Linked DNA regions of Mus musculus: all the other regions are linked to region 1. Evidence: chromatin loops called from intact Hi-C (ENCODE). Cell type or tissue: left cerebral cortex. All regions are shown on one strand.

The links. Hi-C counts contacts between places; a loop is a spot of excess contacts. Peaks named below come from ENCODE experiments on the same cell type or tissue, not always from the same donor. Only the 100,000 strongest peaks of a DNase experiment are listed, where the experiment ranks them.
Region 2: it touches region 1 in a loop (7-fold over the local background); 37 of 42 quality-filtered maps call a loop at or near these places.
Region 3: it touches region 1 in a loop (2.2-fold over the local background); 4 of 42 quality-filtered maps call a loop at or near these places.

The regions. Positions count from the first base shown.
Region 1 is chr15:99,664,826-99,672,825 of GRCm38, reverse strand. It overlaps Asic1 (acid-sensing (proton-gated) ion channel 1), which reads right to left and starts at 2,449. Exons shown (of 12, transcript NM_009597.2): 1 at 1,932-2,449; 2 at 665-1,042. The coding sequence starts at 1,026. Gm34880 (a long non-coding RNA gene) reads left to right here and starts at 2,970. Exons shown (of 4, transcript XR_875662.3): 1 at 2,970-3,418; 2 at 4,077-4,415; 3 at 7,242-7,359. In left cerebral cortex, CTCF peaks have their summits at 2,256, 3,713 (motif pointing right) and 5,091 (motif pointing right); DNase peaks (open chromatin) are centred at 2,263, 3,699, 7,459, 7,840 and 3 more places; H3K4me3 peaks cover 2,490 bases; H3K27ac peaks cover 2,157 bases.
Region 2 is chr15:99,593,071-99,601,070 of GRCm38, reverse strand. It overlaps Aqp5 (aquaporin 5), which reads right to left. Exons shown (of 4, transcript NM_009701.4): 3 at 7,742-7,825; 4 at 6,242-6,936. The coding sequence ends at 6,751. Gm34765 (a long non-coding RNA gene) reads left to right here. Exons shown (of 5, transcript XR_875660.2): 2 at 3,640-3,782; 3 at 4,025-4,111. It also overlaps a transcript of Aqp6 not described here. Among named protein-coding and RNA genes, the nearest start is that of Aqp6, 4.1 kb to the left of the region's middle. In left cerebral cortex, CTCF peaks have their summits at 4,475 (motif pointing left) and 4,932 (motif pointing left); DNase peaks (open chromatin) are centred at 1,564, 4,077, 4,487 and 4,874.
Region 3 is chr15:99,413,457-99,421,456 of GRCm38, reverse strand. No RefSeq gene overlaps it. Among named protein-coding and RNA genes, the nearest start is that of Nckap5los, 15 kb to the left of the region's middle. RefSeq lists an enhancer at 1-1,503. In left cerebral cortex, CTCF peaks have their summits at 1,345 (motif pointing right), 4,732 and 5,471 (motif pointing right); DNase peaks (open chromatin) are centred at 768, 4,745 and 5,472; H3K27ac peaks cover 511 bases.

The DNA of each region.
Region 1 (8,000 bases):
TAGTACCCATGCCCTACTTGGGGTGGGGTGGGGGCAGCACTCAGAGCCCCTGGAGGATCAGATCTGGACATAGATAGGCAGAGATGGAAAGCTGAGTATGCCAGGAGAGCCTGACACATGGAATACAAGAAGACAAAGGCTCTGTAGGGCAGGAGCCTTGGATGGTACAGTCTTGACCCTTAAAAGGTGGTCCGTCCTAGCCAGGGGTAGTGGCGCACGCCTTTAATCCCAGCATTCGGGAGGCAGAGGCAGCAGATTTCTGAGTTTGAGGCAAGCCTGGTCTACAAAGTGAGTTCCAGGACAGCCAGGGCTATACAGAGAAACCCTGTCTCAAAAAAAAAAAGGAAAAAAAAAAAAAAAAAAAAAAAAGGTGGTCCGTCCCATTCCCTAAGTGAGGCAAGGAGGATAGTACCAGGAGGTAGGTGATGCTCTCTGGGGAAAGAGCTAACATCTCCTAGCTCAGGCTGGGTGGGGACAGAGCTGTTTTGACCTAAGCTGGAATCAGAGATTGTGTGTAGGTAACTGGTACTGGCATGATCTCAGCCCCTCCGCCTTGAGCGGCAGGTTTAAAGGAATGCTAGAGGGCAGAGCTGTTTGACTTTTGGTGGGCTAAGGACGGTGTTACTCCACAAGTCATGCGGAGGGGTGGATGGGAGCTGCCCACCTGTTGTTGAGCAGGGCCAGCAGTTCCCCAGCATGGTACAGGTCATTCTTGGAGACTTGGCTAAAGCGAAACTCATTGAGGTTGCAGAGAGTGACGGCAGGGAAGGTGAGCTGGGAGGCAGCCACCTCGTCGAGCTTGGTGACGTGGTGGTAGCAGAAGTAGTACTGCACACGCTCAGTGCACACACACAGCAGGACGGCCAGCGAACCCAGGAAACACAGGGCCCACAGTGCCCGCTTCAGAGACAGCCGCTCATAGGAGAAGATGTGGGCAAGACCGTGCAGCGTGGAGCTGCTGGCAAAAGCCTGGATGCTCACCGGCTGGACACCACCCACCTCCTCCTCCTCGGTCTTCAGTTCCATGCTTGCCAAGGGGATCCTAGAGGGAGGAAAGAGGAGACAAGACTCTGTCATTGTCCTGAGATGAAGGCGCATATAGGGCCCCTCCAATTATGTCCATTCAAAATCCTTAACCGGAGGTCACTGCTTGTCCAAGGGAAGACTTCCCTGACATGCAGGCTCCAAAGGTGGCTTGAACGAGGGACCATCCAAGATGACAGTCATTAAAACATAGAGGCTTGGAGGGGGGGGTCAGCTCGGGTCGAGAGAATGGTCTGCAAGCTTCCCAGACTATGGGGGACCCCAGATACAGCCACTAGAGTGAAGGAGGGAAGTCCCTGATGCACCCACAGGCAGGCATGGGAGTTCCCTCCAGATGTGAGGTCACTCTGGGACAGGAATATCTACCCCAGCCAAGATCAAACTCCCCATAATGGGCTGAACCAGGGGTCAGGGGCTCTTCTCTTGATCAAGGGTATCCCCAGGAACAGGCTGTCACCTCAGGAGCTAAACCAGGGCCACCTCTCCGGAGGTGGGCACATCTGGGGAGGGGCCCTGCCTGTATCCTCACCTTCTGTGTCTCCAGTTCTCAAACAAGCACAGGCATAGGCGCAGGCTGTGTGTGTATGTGTGTGTGTGTGTGTGTGTGTGTGTGTGTGTGTGTGTTTGGGAGAGGATGGTAGGCTGCCTGAGGTGGATGTAGGAATGGGGGGGGGGGGCGCGGTTCCCTATGACAGCCAGTTATCCCCGCCCCGAACGCACCCCCTCCAGTCCAGCTTCTCGTCGCAGTCATATTCCCGGCTCGGCCCCCCGCCCCCTCCCCATCCGCCGAGCCTCCCCAGAAGCTGGAGAAAGCTACAGTGGAGGAGAGTCTCGGCTTTGGGGCACCAGGAAGCCCGGGGCCCAAGGCAGCGGGGTCGGAAACCCACCTGAGGGGGCTGGGGAAAGCCGGCCGCCGCTGCAGGTCCTGGGGCGCGAGGCGGTCCGTGGGCTCAGCGCCGCGCGGCGGAGGGGCTCATGGCCCGGAGCCCGAGCCGCCGGCTGCCGCGGCACCCGCGTAGAGCCCTGCAGGGAGCGGCCCGCTCGGCCAGCTCGGCTCAGCTCGGTCCGCCGCCCGCGCGCGCTTGCTCGCTCGGCTTGGTCCGCCCGGGGCTCGGCGCGCTGGCGCTGCGCGGTGCTCTCAGCCCCGGGATCTGCAGGGATCCATCGTCCGGCCGGGAGGCGGCGGGAGGGGAGGAGGAGGGGAAAGGGTGCGCGTGCGCGCCTACGAGTGTCTGCGAGGGTGTCTCTGGGCCGGTGTGCGCGGGGGGCCCCCGGCCCGGGAGCGGAACCGAGGGCTCCCCCCGCTGGCTCGCCTCCTCCCGCCGCTCTCAGCAGAGCTGCCTCGTTCGGATCCCGGAGCCGGCTCCGCTCTCTGCTTGCGAGGCCCTGTGGCTTGTGTGTGTGTGCGCGTGTGTGTGCGTGTGTGACTATGGGGTGTGTGTGTGTGCACGCGCACGTGTGCGCGCAGGAAGGAGGGTGTCTGCCCCCAGCGTCCCCCTCCCCACGTTGTCTCCTTCGGATCGAAGCTCCTGCTTCTTGCTGCTGCTGCTTCCTCTGATGGCACATGCACACGTGTACACACACACACACACACACACACACACACTCCGAGTCACAGTCACACTTGACTGATTCAAGCATTTGCCTGTGTGGAGATACAGGCACATTCAGACCGGAGTCTTACCTTGCCACTCAGCCATCCACACATCACATACACCTACACATCCCTGAAGCCTGACCCTCACACGAGCACTTACCTGTTTGTACACATTCACTCACCTGCTCTTATTCCTGCTTCCCACCTTCATGTGACCCACACACATGCACATATATAAATACCCTTGGCCACCCAGACCCCATTTGTATATCAGTGGATTTCTTAAGCAGCCCGTGTGCAAGTGCCTCATTGGCAGATCTATAAAGCAGAGAGGAACAGAGAGAAGAAAAGAGACATGGCCAGAAGTGAGGGCAGATGGGGCAGAAGTAGGGAAAAAGAAAAAGATACAAAATGAAGGCTGCAAGGAGGAGTGTGTTCTGGGATGGACCAGAAATCTGAGTCCTGAAACCTGGAGGCTGCTCCTGTAGCTGTCACCTCTCTCCTTCCCTCCCTCTTTCTTTCTCCGAGGCCTTGGGGGGGGGGCCCTCCCTATCCAATTAGCAGAGAAGGAGCAATCAAGGGGAAGTTGTTAATTTGCTGATGCTCATTAGGAGCTCTTAACACAGAGGCTGTTGAGGTCTGATGGTGTCAGATGATGGTGTGGTGTGTGTGTGTGTGTGTGTGTGTGTGTGTGTGTGTGTGATGCAAGATCAGAATTATATCCATTGCAGCTCCTTTGCTCCACTTACAGGCTGGTGAAGCTCTGAGAGAAGGAAGGTGAGAAGCAGGTCTCAGGGACATGGTTCTGGGTTTGAGTTTGAGGAATGAACCTGACATAGAGGGAAGAAGCTGATGAGAATTTGTGAGGGGTTGGGAGTAAGAGGTACCCTAGAAACCAGTGAAGATGTCTCTCCAGGGATAGGGGTTTAGGTCTGGTGAGAGATTGAGGTCCATTCAGCAGGACCCAGAGCGCCAAGCTGCCAAAATAAAGATAGTATCTCGCCTTCCGGCTGGGGAGCTGTCCAACGGCACAAGCGCTGCTGGTGGGCTGCCATGCCCCTGGGCAGCCACCAGGTGACAGCACTCTCTCGGATACTTAAACTCCACTTAAAGGGCAATGGGGGAGGCGGCCTGTGAAACTAGGAATTACTCTAGGAGGGTCGCAAACGGGGTTTAAGTGATGATTCTAGCCCTGGGTCTAGTCTGGTTCCAGGCTCTCCAATGTCCTCGGGGGAGGGGAGGACCATCTTGGAACATCTGTAACATCTTTGCAAACCCCACAAGCTGAGCGACACGTGGAGCCTCTTCTAATGGCTGCAAATTGCTTCAATCACCTGGGATGTTACCGAGGGAGCAGGGAGCAGCGTGGGTGGAGGGAAGGAAGGTGATGAGGTGAGGTGGCGGCAGGCGAGGACTGATTGAGGCCAATGAACAGCCGCAGGAGTAGTCCGGGGAAAGATAAAAGGCATGAATCAGGTATCCAGGCTCCAAGAACAGGACCTGACCCCACCACGCAATACCACCGGCAGGACCCTTGGCCAGTCCAAGCTTCAGTTTCTTCATCCTTATGATGAAGGTTGTATTTATTTCACCTTGTTTTTCAATGATTATGTGAATCACTGATGGAAAATGCATAGTTCATTGATCTGTGTTTGTAAATCCCCAGTAACAAATGTTACTGGCACTCTGATTTAGATCTGGAAGAAAAAAAAATAGCCATATCAGCCATATCAGGACAGACTTCGAGATGGTAGCTCCTAATTCGGGGAGTTGGGTAAGTTTTTCTTTTTCTTTTTTTGTTTTGTTTTGGTTTTTCTTTCTTTTTTTTTTAAGATTTATTTATTTATTACATGTAAGTACACTGTAGCTGTCTTCAGACACTCCAGAAGAGGGAGTCAGATCTCCTTACAGATGGTTGTGAGCCACCATGTGGTTGCTGGGATTTGAACTCCGGACCTCTGGAAGAGCAGTCGGGTGCTCTTACCCACTGAGCCATCTCACCAGCCCCTGTTTTGGTTTTTCGAGACAGGGTTTCTTTGTATAGCCCTGGCTGTCCTGGAACTCACTTTGTAGACCAGGCTGGCCTCGAACTCAGAAATCCGCCTGTCTCTGCCTCCCAATGGAGTTTAATTTAGATCAAGTAAACCTCAAACTCAGTGGGTGGAGCTCAGATCTCCAAACTTTTTGTTTTGTTTTGAGACAGTCTTACTGTGGCACCCTGGCTGGTCTAGAACTTACTGGGTAGACTACGCAGGCCTCAAACTCAAAGAGATCTGCTTGCCTCTGTCTCCTGAGTGCTGGGTAAAAGGTATAAGCCACCATGCCTGCCTGGGTGGCCAAACTTTTTTTTTTTAAGTTATTATTTCTTTTATGTATATGGTTGTTTTGCTTGTGTATATGTCTGTGTATCACATGAATGCCTGGTGCCTGTAGAAACCAGAAGAGGGCACTAGATCTCCTGAACTGGAGTTGTGTATAGTTGTAATATGTTAATATGTGGGTGCTGAGAATTGAGCCTGAATCCTCTGGCAAAGCAGCCAAGGCTTTTAGCTATGGGGCCCTTCTACAGCTCCACCGTAAGTTCTTAAAACTCCTAAGTCTCCTCAGAACCAGTCTGTCTGAATCAAGACTTCATTACAACAACCCCTAGCCTCTGGAGCTTGGTTTTTACACCTAAATTCCTCGCTCTGTCGTCTGAGGGGAGATCAGCCCTCATGGGTGCCACTCTCTTCCAGCCCTCTCCACTGCAGCAAACATCTCCTACAGCTTTCCCTGTGTCAGAGGCAAGGGCAGTCCTTGCCTCAAGACCTCTCAGCATCAAAGCGGAGTTTGTTGATGACTGATTCTAGAACAAAGGTCAGTTGTGAAAGGCACGGTGGTGGGGGAGTGCTGCAGAGAGGCAGTTATCCTATAGCAAGGGAGTCGGTGGTGCCAAGGCCTTGGTTAGAAGATGCTGGGGGAGGGGAGGGGGTGGAGAGGTGGCTCAGCAGTTAAGAGCACTGACTGCTCTTCCAGAGGTCCTGAGTTCAAATCCCAGCAACCACATGATGGCTCAACCATCTGTGATGAAATCTGATGCCCTCCTCTGGAGTGTCTAAAGACAGCTACAGTGTACGTACATATAATAAATAAATCTGAAGCAGCAGCAGCAGCAGCTTGAGGATTTGAGGATTCCAGGGGCTGAGATTAAAGCCCTTTGGCTTCCTTCTGCTTCCCTGGGCCTATCCACCCAGGGTTTGGATGTCTTGCTGACCTGATCCTCAGTCCTACTGTGTGGTGATCCTGGACAGGAAATGTAGTCTACCTGGGTCCCGCTTTTCTCCATAAACTATACAACGCAACTAATGCCTAGGCTGATAAGACAGCATGTGCTTGGCAAACGGTAGGCACTCGCTCCATCAGCAATGCCTAGCGAGCATCCTTGAAAGGCTGATGGGGGCAGATTCCCCATGGACACTCTCCTTGCATATGGCCCCATCTGCTGTATGTATAGAAGCACCCTCCAGCCTCTCAGAGATGGGTGGGGAAGAGGGGAGGGCACAGGGGGGACGAGGCCCCCCCTGGGACTCTGAGGCAGCTCTTCTCGCTCCCCCGTGCGTGAAATCACGAACGCCCCAATCTGTCTACATCCACTTCCTTTGCCAGCTCAGCAAATGCAGAGGCGATTAAGAAGTTAATTAGCAGGCAGCAGGGAAGGGGCTGGGGACCCATCCCTGCACCCCTTCACCCCTCTGTGTCCCACCCATGACCATCCCTTCTCCCCCTGCTGTCGATCTTCTGATCCAGATGCTCCTTTCCTCCATGTCTGATACCTCCCTGCCACCTTCACCCTTTCTCACTCACCCTCTGCTCACTTCTGACCCCATTCCTCTCCTCTGCTCATTCAAGTCACCGCCTTCTTTGTTGTCAAGGTTCACTCGTCCTCCTCCCATCTCCTCTCCTTCCTCTCTCACCTTACCAGTTCCTGTCCTGCTTGACTTTGGATCTGATGAGTGGGCTCCACATCTGCCTCAGGAGCCAGCAGCTTCATGGTCGTCTGTCAGGTCCCAGTGTCTCCCCTACAGTCCTGGAGCATCCTCCTCTGGTCTTCGTTTCTGACTCCTGGCTCTCTGGTCTGCTCAAGGGCTCTTATTTGTGCCAGGTCATGGAGCGAGAGGGCACAGATATGGGGCAGGAGGTGGTGGCAATTTCCCCCCTGCTGTTGCCCCTGTCCCGTGCAGCCATAGCTAAGCTTGAACCTGTCTTTTGCCCTTCCTCCGTCCAAACTGGGGTAGGGGCTGGAAGATGGCCACCTCTTCCCTGCCTCACATTCTGACTTACGTATCAACATGTCATTTTCCGACATCAGTTTTTCAAGGGAAAGATCATTAAGGAGAAGGGGGCAAGGTAGAGATTAAAAGGGCAGATGCATGGAGAGAGACCGGGTAGGTAAGGAGAGCTGGAGACATTGAGACGGGGCAGTGATCCCTGTGTCCTTTCCCTGACTGGAAAGTCTGGGTCTTTGAGCAATGAGAGTCAGAGGGAAACAGAAGGTCCATGGTGCCAGGGGCTTTTCTTACCCACAGAAACTTCCCTGATTTATTTTTCACCTGAGTTCCAGGTCCTCCCTGTACTCCTGTCTGGCCTTCTCTACATCCTTTTGAACCTGTTTCACATGGGGTGTTGCAGAATAAGCAGGGGTTGCCTTGATTTCCAGAGGAGAGAGTACTCTGGATAAGGTGAGCCTAGGCATGCATGCTCAAGTCTTTAACTTGCTGGCCTGCAGTGGGGGCATATATCCAGGGCATCCCCTGGGGGAGGGGCTGTGTTTCTGACTGTGGGATGCAGAGACCTGGAGTGAGCATTTAAGGAATTGCATAAATGAAGAGCATTCTCCAGGAGTCCTGGCTGGGTTAGGCAGGGTGTGTGTATGCTCACGCGCGCGCGCGCGCGCGCGCGCGTGTGTGTGTGTGTGTGTGTGTGTGTGTGTGTGTACGCGCGCGCGCGTGTGCGTGTCGTGTGCGCGTTTTCCTTTTCTTCCATCAGTTAGTCCTTAGGGCGCTGGGGTCTCGGAGCTGTTCTAGCCAAGCACAATCCTCCACCACCTAGCAGGACTTCTCCAGTCCGCTGCCCTTCCCAGCGGGCCCCCTCCCACCCTAACCGGCGCCTGTGGAAGGCGCAATCTCAGCGCCCAGGGCGGCCAGCGAGCCGGAGGAGGCAGAGGCGGTGAATAATTCATAGGACTGGGAGGCCCTTATCTCCCCGGCCGGCCCCACCCGGGGGCCCCTGTGCTGGGCTGGCGTCCCTCGGCTCTCTGCTTTATCTCGACGCCCAGCTTGTAATGCAGCCCTCCATATCACAGGCAGAAGGGGAGATTAAT
Region 2 (8,000 bases), 72 kb after region 1:
AGTCTAGCCTGGGACTTGGGGACTTGGGGAGTGGAAGTCAGATCCCTAATGTCAGCTTAGAGACCAGCAAGATCATGGAGAAACCCACATCCAAGGCCTGCTGCAGGGGTGCCTGTGTGCTAATTGCCTAGTCTCTTCTTCTTAAATGGTGGGGTGTATTCTGTGCCCCATAAGCCCAGGTGCGAAATTAAGTTCTTTCCACCATTCCCCCGTAAAACATGGCATCCAGGTCTCAGGCACGGGCAATCAACTTGATTGAGGATGTGGTCCTGGTGGTGTGGAAAGGAGCTGGGGTTCACCACACGGATGCTCAAACCATGATAGCTGCTGCATGTGGCCCGAACAGTTCTGCTGTCCGCCGGTGGGGGATCCCCTGTGCTTTTTCCCTCACTTCCTGCCTCTCTGCCTCCCTTCGGGACCTTGTTCTCAGAGCCCCCCACCCCCATGATTTATTACATCAGATGGGTTATCTACTTATATAGCTATGTCATCCTAAAGTGTCACCGTGCCTCTTCCCCAGTAGCATCAGATTTCTCAAACAGAGGTGTTCCCTCTGTGGAGCTGCCCAAGCAATACCTGCATCCTGCCCTAACCCTGGCTGCACCTGGTTAACTGCAGGCTCCTCAAACAGAGTCTGTCCCCAAATGCCACCCTCCCTGTCTCCCACACTTCTCTCCAGCGCAGTTGGTGGCACCCAAGAAGTGTCTTTGACCCCTTTCCAGAGGAAGGCATCGAACTCTGCTAGTTTTGAATCCCGAGTGGTCCCGGCTGGGCTCTCCTCCTCACCGTGCAGCCTTTAGCCGGTCCGCCCTCACTTTGCCCTCCTCAGTCCTCCACACTGCGGTCTGAATGATGCTTTGTTTTGTTTTGTTTTTTAAAGCAGTGCTCAGCCGGCTGCTGTCCTGCTGCAGTCTCTGCCACCCTCTTTGGAGGTCTAAGCCAGAATGACAAGGTCCTGTGGGGCCCCATTCCTCCTGCCTCCCTCGTCCTTCTTCCTTTGTCCCCTGGCATCCTGGGATGAACATCCTGCCATCTCCACCCCCACCCCCACCCCTTCATGGAGAGCCTTCTGTACTCTTCGCCTGAACCTCTTAACCCATCCTGGAGGACAGCTTCCAGCGCCACCTGCTCTGTCCTAAGGCCATCTCTGTGTGTTGCCGCCATACCTAAAGCCTTTCCATGTACAAGTCAGCACACTCCTGCCACGGTGTTACTATGTCTCCCAAACAAGGTGATCAGCCCTCAGGGGGAGGAATCACATTTTGTTCTATATATAGTGTCCTGCACAGAGACTGCCTACGAGAGAGACCCAGTAATGAGAGCAGGTGACTGTGTGGTTGGTTTCAATCTCATTCCGCTATTTCTACGGCTGCCCTCCTGCCCCCTCGTAGGACCAAACCCTCTGACATCTTCAAGGGAAAGCTCCAATTCTGGACCACGGGCTCTACTGTACCCTCCCCATCGCAGTCACAGTCAGACCCCTCCCTCTCCCAGTCTGTCCTGGATTTCCCTTGCTCTCCTCAGAGGAACCCTTGGTTTCTTACTGGGCACAGCATGCTCTTGCCAGTGCCCTACTGCCCCTCCCCTTCCCCTCTGCTGCCCATTATCATTCTCATCCACACCTCTCTGCCCCCGGACTGTGTTGCCAGGCCCAGCTGGTGGGACTGGAGGCCGCACAGGCTCAGCTGTAACGGGAGGTCTCTGTCGTCTCATCTGCGAGTGTCATTCCCGCCTCCCCCAGCCTCCTACTGATATAACGCTGGATGCTCAGGATTGGTGGAGACCTCAGCTTAGAGTCAGTTCCAGGCTCATTTATGCTGGACAATAAATACACCCTTGACCCCTAGGCTGAATCTGCTGGGGACAGGCACGCACCAGGCTTCCCCCCCACTCCGGCCTCAGGAGACCAAGCTCTGCTCGTTAATCTTCCCACAGTTCTGCTGGCCCTAGGTCCTTCTCTTCCTTTTTTGTTTGTTTGCTTGTTCTTTTTGGTTTGATTTTGTTTCTGTTTGTTTGTTTGTTTGTTTGTTTGTTTTTTTTTTGAGACAGGGTTTCTCTGTGTAGCCCTGGCTGTCCTGTTACTCACTCTGTACACCAGGCTGGCCTCAAACTCAGAGATCTGCCTGCCTCTGCCTCCCGAGTGCTGGGACTAATGATTGTGCCGCCACCATACTCCCATCCTTTTTTTAAAAAAAATTATTTTATTTTATTTTTTTAAAGATTTTATTTATTTTTATGTATATGAGTACACTGTCGCTGTCTTCAGACACACCGGAAGAGGGCACCAGATTCCATTTCACATGGTTGTGAGCCACCTTGTGGATGCTGGGAATTGAACTCAGGACCTCTGGAAGAGCAGTCAGTGCTCTGAACTGCTGTGCCATCTCTCCAGCCCCCTTTCCCATTCTTAAAAACTATTACTATTATTTACATTTTCATTTTATTGTGTGTCTATGAGTATGTGCACATCTAATTTCAGAGGTCATTTCAGGAGTCAGTTGTTTCCTTCTACCATGTGGGTCCTAGGGATTGAACCCAGGTCGTCTGTCTGTCAGGCTTGACACAGGTGTCTCTCTCCCTGAGCCATCCCTCTGCCTGTTTCCCCCATCCCTCAGACTTCCACACTCCTCCCAAACTCCTTGCTCCCTCTGAGTTCCCCTCATCGTACTCAGAAAGCCAAGCCTTCTCCCATCTGACAGCTCAACCATGGCCCATACCCTACCCAGCTGCCCATGGTGCTAAACAGAGGTGACCTTTCTCTTATGTCAGAGATCCTTCCAAAATGCCACACTGGTCATGTGACCCCACTGCCCACCAAAGCTTCAGGGGCTCCCCATTACCTCAGGTTCAAGTCTGAACGTCTATGTCCAACCTGCCAGGAGAGACTACTTCCTCCTGCCCACCCCCCATCTCCACCCTGACCTCTTTACTACAGAGGGCCAAACACTCACAGTGTCTCTAAATGAGCTTTTGAGTCTCCTCCACACAGGAGAGGGCATTTCTCCTGCCTCTCTCCTTCAGTCCAGTTCTCCTGTGAAGCCTTGTGCTCCTTCCCAGCAGAATCAGAGCTACATAGAGAAAGCAGGCTTGAGCCGCAGATGAGGGCATCCGAGGGGCCTGCTTCTCTGCCTTCTCCTGGGTTGAGCCCAATAAAAGGAAGGGCGTTTACCACAGCCCCCTAGCCTGGCTTGGGGCATGTTCCAACAGCATGGTTCCTGTGTGGAAAGCTTTGGGTAAGACAAATGGGAGCTTGTGTACTGCGCCCCTCACCTACTGCTTGGCCTCTGTGATCTCAGCACCTTGCTGGTAAAACAGGTATTGTTTTGTGCCCATGTGTTGGGAGAAGCAGCTGCAGACACCTGGTAAGTGCCTTTAGTCAGAACCGCTATCAGGTTCGCCTCCAGGGCACAGCAGTGAAGATTAGCGGGAAGGGGAAGGGTCTTGACCTCCGTGGCAGGTCAGGGCCAAGTGCTCCCTGCAGCAGCCTTGCTCTGGTTTCTGAGGCAAAAGGCTCCTAGTGCAGAAATGGCTTCTTTCAAGACCACATAGGACACAGCCTCCTTGGATCCTGCTTAGCCTGGGACAAGGTCTTTTACCCACTAAGGGCAGGCAGTCATTGTCCAGTTCCTGTTTTTCCAGCCCCAACCAGCATTTTCCTGGACCCAGACGTTCCTGACTCTAGTGCCAAGCTTAGAGCTCAGAAGCCTTTTGTCCCAGCCCCACACCTGGCTGCTCCGATGGATGTCCCCTCCGATGGATGGAGCCTTCTCAGCCCTAGGGAGGTGAGGCCAGCAAGAGAGAACAAAGGGAAGAGAGGAGCTCAGAGTTACTCCCCCCCCCCCCACTCTCACCAAACACTGGTAGGCTGCAAGGTCAGGTCGGATAGATGCTCTTGTTGACCAGGGAGGGGGCTGAGCTGAGATCCGATCCTCCCTCAAATCCTTTCTCCAGCCCAACCATCTAACCAGTTCCCTTCTGCCCACCCTGCCCACGTTTAGTTCTCACCCTCTTCCATCTATCCCAGCGCCTTGTCTGTCCAGCCCTGATGGAAACTGGCAGCTTCGGAGGGAGGCATAGATTGCGGAGGAGGGACTGCCTTCAAATGGAGAATGTGAGTTCTTCCTACACTCTATCTTCAGGCGGAAAAGTGTCTCAGAGAGCTGGCAGAGCATGTGTGACTGGGTATGGCTTCATACAGGTGTGCTGGAGAACACATGTGGCCTGGCCTGGCTCTTTGAGGGTGAGTGGTGGCCAAAGGGGCGGGGGCGGGGTGGGGGGGTGGGGCGCCACTAGGACACACCTGGAATGAGCATGCCCTTGCTGAGAGAAGAGGAACACACAGGGAAGATATAACCTCCCCAAGCACAGTTGACAGCCAGTGCCACAGCTTGGAGCCCCAGAGGCATTCAGGATTAGTGTGTGTGCTGGCATAGGTCTTTGTCAGTCCAGGAACCATTACATGCAGGTGCGCAGTGCCCCCTGCTGGCCAAACAGCCCAATCACTGCAACCTACCAGCCCTAAGCCCTGGTTGTATCCTCACCCAACAGCAAGGAAAATGTCACCTGCAGGAAGCTGCAGACCTGTTGGTAACTCCCTCTGGCTAGATGCCCCACCCCTGCTGAGGATCAGTCTCTCGTAGGCTCCCTGTGCACCCTGTCACACACCCCTTGGGGGTCCATTAGAGTGGGGTATGCAAATCAGAGCTGTCTGAAAGGAGGAGTGAAGCTTTGTTCTCTTCTAAGCCTTCTCCTGGGTAGTGAAGTGAGTGGGCTAGTGAGAAGCTGCTCCCTGGTGGCCTCGGGAACCTAAGCCCGAGACACCCTTGTAATCTTGAAGAACCCCATCCTTGCCTGGCCAGAGCCCAGTCCCAGAAAAAGCTTCAGTATGGATTTGGTGGACGAGTCTGCCCCCTGCTGGCTGGAACTGGCGCTTGCAGCCAGCAGGGCAAGTTCCTTCTCCACCCCCATCTCGTTGCTTGATTTTCCAATGAAGCCAGTGGGGCAGGTAGGCTTGGATCTAGTGTTCCTCTGCCTTTCCACCCCGGGATGTTTTGAAGGAGGGCTGAGTGGTTCAGCCTCCCAACCTGGGTCTGCAGTTTCTTCCCACTCTTGTTCCCTCCTACTCTTCTGAGGCAAAGCTGAGGAGCGAGGGAGAGGATTTGCCGAGGAGCAGCGGACTCAGGCAGTGTCTGGAGAGCAGACCTGCTCACCCGTCTCTCAGAGGTGCTGTCCTTACTAGTGTCTAACCCTCCATTCACTGCTTCATTTTCTCCTCAAGGCAACCCATGTGGCAGATAAATACCAACATAAGGGTCCATCATTCCAGTTGCAGCAAGGTTGGTCAGTGGTGGCTCAGCCTTTAGTCCCAGCACTTGAGGGGCAGAAGCAGGCAGATCTCTGAGTTTAAGGCCAGCCTGGTCAACAAAGCAAGTTCCAGGACAGGACTACACAGAGAACCCTTGTCTTTCAAAACAAGCAAACAAAAAAGACTTGGATGCCAGCGGCTAGTTTCCGCTCTGGGCTCCTTAACCAGGACTCTGGGAACTGCGCGGTCTTGTGTCCTTACCCTGTTTCTCACAGCGAGGCAGTCAAAACCAAGCACCTCAGCCTTACCTCATCTGGTTCCCACTCCTCCCGGAGAAGCAGGCAAGAACAGGACAGGAGGGGAGGAGGGTGTGATGGACCACTCCCTACCCCCAAAGGGCAAAAGTGACCTGGGAAGGAGCTGGGTAATGTTGTGAATGTCTGAACATCCTCCCCCCACCCCCGCCCCCTGCACACTGCCTCTTGGCAACACCAGGAGACCCAGAAAAGGAAGCTCCGGGTGAGGACTCTTGGGAAGCTCTGGCCAGTCATCCCTTAGGAATCCCAAGGAGCTGTGGCTGGCTCACTTCTCCACTCCGCCTGGCACACTCAGGTGCTCCTCAAGTGGCGGACTTGACATAGCTGAAGGGATGGTTGGGAGGGACGCGTGACTCTGACGTGGACCCTATTCCTAGCCCTTGGCCCTCTCCGGGTCTCTTGTGCTGTTTCTGTATCCTTCGGTCTCTACATTTGATCTCTCCTCCTGCCAGCTCTCCGGTCCTCTCAGCCTTCCTGAGCTTCAGCTTTTCTTCCTTTTCTGAGGTCTTGTCTCCTGGTTTTCTTGGTAGTCTCAAGTGAGCATGAGTGAGGGTGTGACATCGCAAGTGGGAGATGTGACTGGCCACTGTCCCAAGAGGCTTTTGGAGGGAGATGAAGGCACAATATGAAGATTGGTGGTTTATTGGGAAACGCCCAACCCGAATACCAGCAGCGTCCCCCCCATCCTCCGCCCCATCTTAACCAGAAATAAATAAGATGGCACTCGACGAACCATCTATCTCTCTCCTGAAGAGCTCTCAGGCAATGTCCCCTCTGTCTACCTGGGGGAAGGCTTTGGCACATGAGATACTGGGTTGGAGAGATAAACAGGGCTATCACCCCTTTCTGGGATGGTCCTGAACTGCTGTGAGCTTGGCACTGCCTTCACAATCTCTGAGGTCTGAGCTGTGGCAGTCGTTCTGCCTAATTCCAAAGAGGCCCTGTCCCTGGCCCACACCCAAGTGTCCCATCATGGGCTTCTGCTCCCATCCCATCCCCGTGTGCGGCATGGGGATCCAATGCTGCCTCTCCAGCTGAGAGGATGCTAGGGAGAGGTGCTCCAAACTCTTCGTCTTCCTTTTCTCCAGTGGTCCAGGGGCTGAGGGACTGGCCCCTGCCCGGTGCCGGTCAGTGTGCCGTCAGCTCGATGGTCTTCTTCCGCTCCTCTCTATGATCTTCCCAGTCCTCCTCTGGCTCATATGTGCCTTTGACCACAGCCACACGGTCGTGGAGGCTCAGCGAGGAGGGGAAAAGCAAGTAGAAGTAGAGGATTGCAGCCAGGACGGCCCCCACGATCGGTCCTACCCAGAAGACCTGTGAAGACAGAGTTAGATCAGAGGAGGAGCCTCAGGGCTCAGGGACCATGATCTTCCCCACCAGAGCACAGACCCCATGGACCCTGAAAGGAAATGGACGCATAGATCTCCAGGCCTCCAGAAGGAACGGTGTCTTTCATCTCCGGGGCTGATTACTGTGAACCAGTCCTTACTGACAAGGTCATGGACCACAGACCCTCTAAGGAGGCAGGCAGAGCCCAGGAGAGACAGGATTCCCAATCCCACCCCAAAGAGAGGCAAGTGAGTTTTCTAAGGAGACAGACAGAGCCTCCAAAACATGTGTCTTCCAAAATGCAGGGCCCAGCAAGGCTCTACCATCCTTTTTGGAGCTTCAAGCTTGGCTAGCACATGGAGACACTGTCCAGGGGTACAGTCCCAGAAGAACAAGCCCCAATATCTCCATAGGGACAAATAAATACAGCATCAGAGGACAGATACACAGAGGGGCAGACAAAGTCCTCAGATTAACACAGACCCCCTGATGTAGCTTCAAGCTTGGCTAACACATGGAGACGCTGTCAAGGGGTACAGTCCCAGAAGAACAAGCCCCAATATCTTCATAGGGACAAATAAATACAGCATCAGAGGACAGATACACAGAGGGGCAGACAAAGTCCTCAGATTAACACAGACCCCACCCCCACTCCCATGTACTTCTAAAGACATTCTCTGTCCAACCCCCAAGATCTGGTCCGACAACACCCAGAATGTCCAGTCAATTCTGGATTTTCAGTTCAGTACGCTGCCGTGTTTTCAGGAGCCGGGGGAAGGCCCGCACTCACCCAGTGAGAGGGGCTGAACCGATTCATGACCACCGCAGGGCCGAAAGATCGGGCTGGGTTCATGGAACAGCCGGTGAAGTAGATCTGGGTAGATAGGGGGGTCACGGTGAGGAGGGTGCCATCCCTTCCACTCCCACAGAATTCTGACTCTCTCTCAGGGTCACACAGTGTGGGAACCAGCCACACCTCAAATCCAGGTTTCTCAGTCCCTAGGATGCTGACTGCCCACGCAGCCCAGCTGCCCACCAAACCACATTTC
Region 3 (8,000 bases), 250 kb after region 1:
GAGGCCAGGTGGCCCCGCCCCTGTTCTCCTTCACGCTCTACGCTCCGCCCACATCTGCCATCTTCCCTTAGCTGACGCCATCACTGAAGAAATTAACAAGACCAGAACAGGGTCTGACAATGCAGTTTTGTCCCTGCCCCTTCCTAGGTGTACTAACGGAAGTCTGCATCTTGGTTTCTGACCAACTCCTGACTGGTTTCTTGACCTGTTATTGCCCTAAGCCTGATGCATTACATCATTTCCTGTTAGAACTGCGTTGGCCTCCTAGATCCCATTCCTTCCTGGAAAGGAGTTTGGCATGGTGGGCTTTCATCTTCACTTCAAAGCTAAGACCAAAATCCATGTTCTCGACAGGGTCTGCTCAGTATGCTAGGAATTTGAAAATACCAGGTGCCACCTCGGTCCCTGGGTCAGAATGAGTTGACTGGAGAAATGTCCCAGGGCAGGATAGGCTGCAGGAACCATAGTGGTCCCGGGAGGCAGCCCTGCCCACCATGGTCAGCCATAGCCCACATGACAATCTCCCCCTCCCCCAACTCCTGCCTGATCCCAGTCAGCCATAGCCCACATGACAATGGCCCCCCTCCCCGGACCCAGGGCTCGGTTCCAACTGAAAGAATTTGAGGGCGGGAGCATGTGGGTTTATTGATACTCCAGGGAGCCCGGTTTCTTGGCGCTCAAGGAAAGCTTTGCTGAAAACCTCCTTGATCATGGCTGGGGCAGAACACTTGGTGTCTCGGTTTGCAACAGCTGCTTGTAAAGTTACTGTGACCTCACTCTCCTCAAGAACAATGGGCGAATGTTCATGTAAGACCTCAGCCGGGTTTCCCAAACACAGGAAGTTCAGACTGCCAGACAGCTGCCCTCCCCCAAAAGGCCAAAGCCAAAAGGCGGGAAAGAGGCGGGCTCCGCACACTGGCACCTCTCCTTTTGCAGGAAGCCCCCCGCCCCCACCCCTCCCTCCGCGACACCCACACACACAAAGAAAAAGAAAAAAAAAATAGCCTCTCTAAGGCTGCCAGGGGTTTATTTTATTTCCTTTTTTCTACTTTTCCCCCCCACAAATAGTATGTTTTGTTTCCTTTAAAAAAAAAAGTTTAAAAAAAGAAAACATGCTCTGTAGCAAACCCCAGCTCTAGATCCCCGCCCTTATTCTCTGGGGTAATTCAAGTGTATAAATAAATCTCTTAAAGCCAAAAGTTCACGGTAAGTACTTGTGGGGTCGTCTGTGATTTTAGGGAAGGGGACCAGCTGTTTTTTAAAGATTTATTTATTATTATATCTAAGTACACTGTAGCTGTCTTCAGACACACCAGAAGAGGGAGTCAGATCTCATTAGGATGGTTGTGAGCCACCATGTTGCTGGGGTTTGAACTCAGGACCTTTGGCTCGGAAGAGCAGTCAGTGCTCTTAACCACTGAGCCATCTCTCCAGCCCCGGGGACCAGCTTTTTAAAAACGTTTTAATTATTAAAGACCTACAAATCTGGGTTGATTCACAGCCCTCTGTCCAGTTTCAGGGTACGGTTCTTGCTTGTGGGAACATGAACCCTAGTTTCAAATAGCTGGCACCTACATAAAAGCCAGGCTTGAAGGTGTGTGTCTATAACCTCAGCACTTGGGGGTGGGGGAGGGGGCCAAGCCAGGTGGATATCAGGACTTGATAAGTAGCCAGTTGGGTCAAATGGTAAATCGCAGGTTCAATAATAGATTGTCATAAGAAGAAAGCAAGGCCCAGCGTGCTAGCACTTAGGAGGCAGAGGCAGGCAGATCTATGAGTTCTAGGACAGCCTGGTCTTCAGGGTGAGTTCTAGGACAGCCAGGCCTACACAAAGAAACCCTGTTTCCAAAAAAAAAAACAAAAAACAAAAACAAAAAAGAAAGAAATGGTCTTTTGGAAGCCAGGTGTGAGGTGTTGACACTTTGGCATCAGCATCTGGGAGGCAGGAGGCCAGGCCTTCCTGAGCTGCAGAATGTAGTAGCCTCAGCTACAGAAGACCCTGTTTCAAAAACAGTCAGACCCCTGTACAGACTCAGGGGTAAAAGGCCCTTGCCACCAAGCCTGACTCACTTCTCCAGGCCCACATGGTGGAAGGAGAGAGCAGACAGCCATCGGTTGTCCTCTGACTTCTGTGTGCTACGTACTTGCTCACACATAAATATATTTAATTAAAATAAAATATGTAAGTATATATGTTTTATAAGAATATATGGGGCTGGACAGATGGATGGCTCAGTGGTTAAGAGCATTGCTCTTCCAGAGGTCCTGAGTTCAATTCTCGCAGCAACCACACTGTGGCTCACAACCATCCGTAATGGGGTCTGATGTCCTCTTCTGGTTTGTGAAGACAGTGACAGTGTACTCACATAAAATAAATAATATCTAAATAAAAAATATAATATATATTTATAAGAAATATATAGAAGCCAGGCATAGTGGTGCACACTTTTAATCCCAGCACTTGGGAGGCAGAGGCAGGCAGATTTCTGAGTTCGAGGCCAGCCTGGTCTACAGAGTGAGTTCCAGGGCTGTGGTGGTCTACACCTCTAATCCCTGGTCTACCTCACAAGTTCCAGGACAGTCAGGGCTACACAGTAAGACCCTGTCCAAAAGAGAAAAGAAAGTAATGTGGTCTTAGTATTTTTAAGACTTTAGTTTGGATGCTTATTAGTTTTTTGAGACACAGTCGTGCTATGTAGCTCAGGCCTGACTCAGACTTGCCATTCCCCTGCCTCTGCTTCACCAGTGTGAGGCTCACAGGTGTGTATCACTAAGTTGTGTTTCTGAAGCGATGGCTTGTGTGAATGTTTCCAGTGTGGTATCATCTTGTCACTCTGCCACCTCAGGGGCAGCCATGTTTACAGTTTGCCCAGCAGACACTTTAAGCCTTTGATTTCATCCCTTAAGGGTAGAGGATGTGGGGGGGTCACCACAGATGGAGTTTTGGGGATACTTCCATCCCATCTTCACGGGGCTGGAGCCAGTGGAGGACGGAGGATGGGCGTCTCTGACACCAGACTTCAGAGAAAATGGGTTTTTGTGAGAGAGTATAGCAGGGGCACACACTGGTTTCAGGTCGAGAAAAGGAAAGTTGTAGGCTTAACCCAAGGGAAGCATTGCTGATGGGGGAACTGGGGTGGCGAGTGGAGGGCCAGTGGCGGTGATCTCTGGCTCCAGGGATAATACATAAGAACACTCACCCTTGACAGTGCGCCAGCACTACCTCGGGCGGCCATGTGTGTGGATACTCAGCTAATCCTCTATACAACCTCTTCATGTGGGTGATCCTGTTACCCGGGTCTGATAGGGTAGGGAGAGCCAGAACGTTTAAAACGTTAAAGCCTGTGTATAGATCAGCCGTGATTCAAGCCCAGACACGCCGGCTCCAGAGCACACTCAAAACGACACCAGATAACACTGGGGGGACTGAAGTGAGAGGACGGAGAGTTCCAAGCCAGCCACAACTACAAAGCCAGAGCAAGACCCCGCCCCACCCCACCCCGCCCCACCTACCACCAGGGCCCGAGAGCTGGGTCAGTAGTGCAGACTGAAGAGTCTCTTCCAGGAGACTCAGTAAGTCTGGTACACACGCTGGATGACTCCATCTCTGGGGAATCTGACACCTCTAGCCTCTCTAAGCACCTACACCCACGAGGAGCACACACACACACACACACACACACACACACATATTGGGGTAGTCACTCAGTGGTAGGACGTTTGTTTAGCAACAAAGTCCTGAGTTTGAAAAATGAAGAAGGAAGCCGGGCGTGATGGAACAAGCCTTTAATCCCAGCACTCAGGAGGCAGAGGCAAGCAGATTTCTGAGTTCAAGGCCAGCCTGGTCTACAAAGTGAGTTCCAGGACAGCCAGGGCTACACAGAGAAACCCTGTCTCAGAAAAAAAAAAAAGAAAGAAAGAAGGAAGGAAGGAAGGAAGGAAGGAAAGAAAGAAAGAAAGAAGGAAAGAAAGAAAGAAGGAAAGAAAGAAAGAAAGAAAGAAAGAAAGAAAGAAAGGGAAGGAAAGAAGAAGAAAGAAGGAAAGAAAAAGAGAAGAGAAGAGAAGAGAAGAGAAGAGAAGAGAAGAAAAGAAAAGAAAAGAAAAGAAAAGAAAAGAAAAGAAAAGAAAAGAAAAGAAAAAATGAAGAAGGAGAGGATGGAAGAAAAGAAAGCTTAGGCTGGGCTCCCACCCTACCCACCCCACCCTCATCCATCACCCCAACAAGCAAAGTGCGGGTGAGGAGAGACTGGGTGGTGAGCCAGAAGGATGAGGTGTGTTGTTAGCGGTGGAGTCTTGCCCATCTCATGCCAATGAAATGAGGCAGAGGTAAGAGCTGTCAAGGGGAGCGTGGGGGGTGGGGTGGAGTGGGGGTGGGGTATCTCAAAGTGATATGTGGAGGAGGAGCAACTGTGTGGGCCGAGGGAAAGCAGCTAGAGTCTTAGGGTGGAAGAGCCATCAAGAAATTAAATTTATCTTTTGTTTGTTTTGTTTTGTTTTGTTTTGAAACAGCGTCTCACTATGTAGCTGAGGATAGCCTTGAGTTCATGACAATCTTCCTGTCCCTACTGTGGCCTCTCCATGTCTGAAAGTGTTGGGTTGCCATATCAAGCCTTTCATTCTTTAAGCAAGAAAAAAAAAAAAACCAAACAAACAAACAAAAAAAAACTCCTTTCCCTCCACTTGAGAAAATGTTGCCAGTAGATGGCGCATGGGAGGCAGCTTCACGGTTTGCGGGGCTACACTGCCCTCGTGTGGCTATAAGAAGAAATACAGGGTGTCCTCCACCTCTTGACAGCTTTGGTAAGCCTTGGGTGAAGCCAGAGAATATGAATACCCTGTCCATCCCTGCCAGTTCTCCCCATCAGCCTTGCTTTCCGGGAGACACATTTCCTACTACCAGTTTCAACGTAGACGGGCTGTCAAGGCAGCTGAACTACTCTGAGCAAACTCTCGTGAAGGCATGACATCAGCGGGTGACCAGCCCATATCTGTCCTTCATCCCTGTCGAGTCTACAACAAACATTCACAGGGCACCCAATAGGTGGGAAGCACCGGGCAGCCTGTAGTGGACACTGAATGTGAATGGCGTTGTGGACCAGCGTGTGTATGGGGGGTGGGGGGGGGAGGGGGCTCAAGTGGTGAGATTCTGTCCCTCTGCTTTCCCCTCCCAAGTGCCCTCACTTTCTGGAAACCACAGGACAGAAATGCCTTCGGACGCATCTGAGTTGTTGCGTATGACATGGTTAATTTCCACACTGAAGATGTGCAGATGGTTTATTCAGTCAACAATGGAAGAATAACTGAATTGTTCCCAGTTTGGGGCTAATTAGAACTAAAACTGGAGCTGTGTTCACGAGGTAGAACCCCTGCCTAAAATGCACAAAGCCTGACCTGGGTTCAGTTTCCAACCCTGCATAAAAAAAAAAAAAAAACCGAGATGAGGTGGCAAGTGCCTGTAATTCCAGAACTGGCCAGAAGGGGGCAGGAAGATCAGAAGTTCAAAGTCATCCTTAGCTACATAGTGAGTTTGAGGCTAGCCTGGTCTATATGAGACTTTGTATCAAAATGAAAATAAGGAACTGGAGTGGCTGGAAAGGTTGCTCAGTGGTTAAGAGCACTGACTACTCTTCCAGAGGTCCTGAGTTCAAATCCCAGCAACTACATGGTGACTGGCATCCATCTGTGATGGGATCTGACGCCCTCTTCTGACATGCAGATAAGAGCACTAATATAAGAGAGAGAGAGAGAGAGAGAGAGAGAGAGAGAGAGAGAGAGAGAGAGAGAGAGGAAGAAAAGAAAAGAAAAGAAAAGAAAAGAAAAGAAAAGAGAAGAGAAGAGTTAGAGAGATAACTCAGCAGTTAAAAGAACACACTGCTCTTGCAGAGGACCTGAGTTCAAGGTCTAATTTAAATTTGAGTTTATAAGAAGCTGCCAAATAGTGCTGCAGAGGCTGCACCATCCTCCTGTCACCAGTGAGGGGCATGTTCCTCCACACTTCCAGCAGCACTCAGTGTTATCAATATCTACATATATGTATATATGTACACTTACACACACACATATATATTATACACACATTATATACATGTATTACATATATGTATTTGTGTAATAAATTCATATATATTATATGTATGTTCTATCCATATTTTATGCCTGCTTTAATTTACATCTCCCCAGTGTTTGATGAGCTAATTTACCATGACACCTAGACTGGCCTTGCTCCTAATCTCTGGCCTCCCTCCACCTCCCAAGTGCTGGATTTACAATTCAGGCTAGCATAGACCTTACTGAATAGCTCAGGATGGCCCCAAGCTCCTGGCAGTTCCTCTGAATTACCTGCCTCAATGCTTTGGTTACAGGCATAAGCAACCAGATCTGGCTAAAATTTTGTTTTTAAAATTATTTTAATGTTTTTCAGTGCAAAATTGAAATCAGGGTATTACACAGCCTAGGCAAGGGTTATACCACTGAACTCCATTCCAGACCCTAAAATTAATTTTAATTGACAGATAAATTATATCACAGTATGTGTCTACATTGTAAAACCAAGTCATGGGCTGGTGAGATGGCTCAGTGGGTAAGAGCACCCGACTGCTCTTCCGAAGGTCCGGAGTTCAAATCCCAGCAACCACATGGTGGCTCACAACCACCCGTAATGAGATCTGATGCCCTCTTCTGGAGTGTCTGAAGACAGCTACAGTGTACTTACATATAATAAATAAATAAATCTAAAAAATAAAACAACAAGTCATATCACATAATATACTGGAGGTCAAGCCTTCAGCCTCACCCCGGGCATCTTAGGCAGGTGCTCTGCCACCAAACACATGTCCAATGCCCCCAGCTTTCTTAGTGTCCCACTAAGTGCCTTTACATTTATTTTATTTTATTTTATTTTATTTATTTATTTTGAGACAGAGTTTTTCTGTGTAGCTCTGGTTGTCCTGGAACTCGCTCTGTAGAACATGCTGTTCTTGAACTCACAGAGATCCTCCTGCCTCTGCCTCCTGAGTGCTGGGCTTAAAGGCCTCCACCACCTGGCATATTTTCTTGTTTTTAATTATGTGTATCTGTGTATTTGTGTGTGGGTGGGTGTACATGAGTACAGTGCCCACAGAGACCCGAAGAGGGCGTCAGAGCTATGGGAACTGTATTGTGAGTGCTGGACAGTGATGGTAGAAAGGAGCCCTGGTCTTCTGGAGCAGAAGGAAATGCTAGCGACTGCTGAGCGTGTCGTGTCTCCACAGCACACCGCGGTGTTCCTGGTTTTACTTGTTACATCCTCTGGATGAAGCAGAGCACTAAGAGGTACTGAATGTTCCCGTAAATGGTCCTTAAACTTTAGAACTTCCCGTGATCCAGATTTCTTATTCACAAAACAAAATGACAAACTTTTTTTTTTTCTTCTGAGTATCACAAAAGTTTATTTAGCAAAAGGTTTCATAAGAAGATGTCCATGGGACCTGGTGAGATGGCTCAGTGGGTAAGAGCACCTGACTGCTCTTCCGAAGGTCCAGAGTTCAAATCCCAGCAACCCCATGGTGGCTCACAACCATCCGTAATGAGATCTGACTCCCTCTTCTGGAGTGTCTGAAGACAGCTACAGTGTACTTACATATATTAATAAATAAATCTTAAAAAAAAAAAGATGTCCATGACCCAATTCACAGTCAGACAGGCCCTTTAATTAATTAATTCATTAATTCACAGTCTAGACAGGGAGGGAGGTGGGCATCTCTGCTGAGCAGCCATTGTTTAGACTCTTTCCAAGGCTTCTAAGGTGGTGACGCTGTTTCCTGTGTGATTGCGGTTAGTTCCAATGCTATTCTGTTGCCCAGGAGTTCCTGCCTCCACCCACTCACCAGTCACAGGAATCATAAGGGGAGCGAAGCTCCTTAGCATTCCCTGTACATGTCTGCCACCTTCAATGATAACTTCTCCTCCATAAACTTACTTTCAGGAGGGCGGTGACTTCACTTATGGTGACTCCTCAGCGG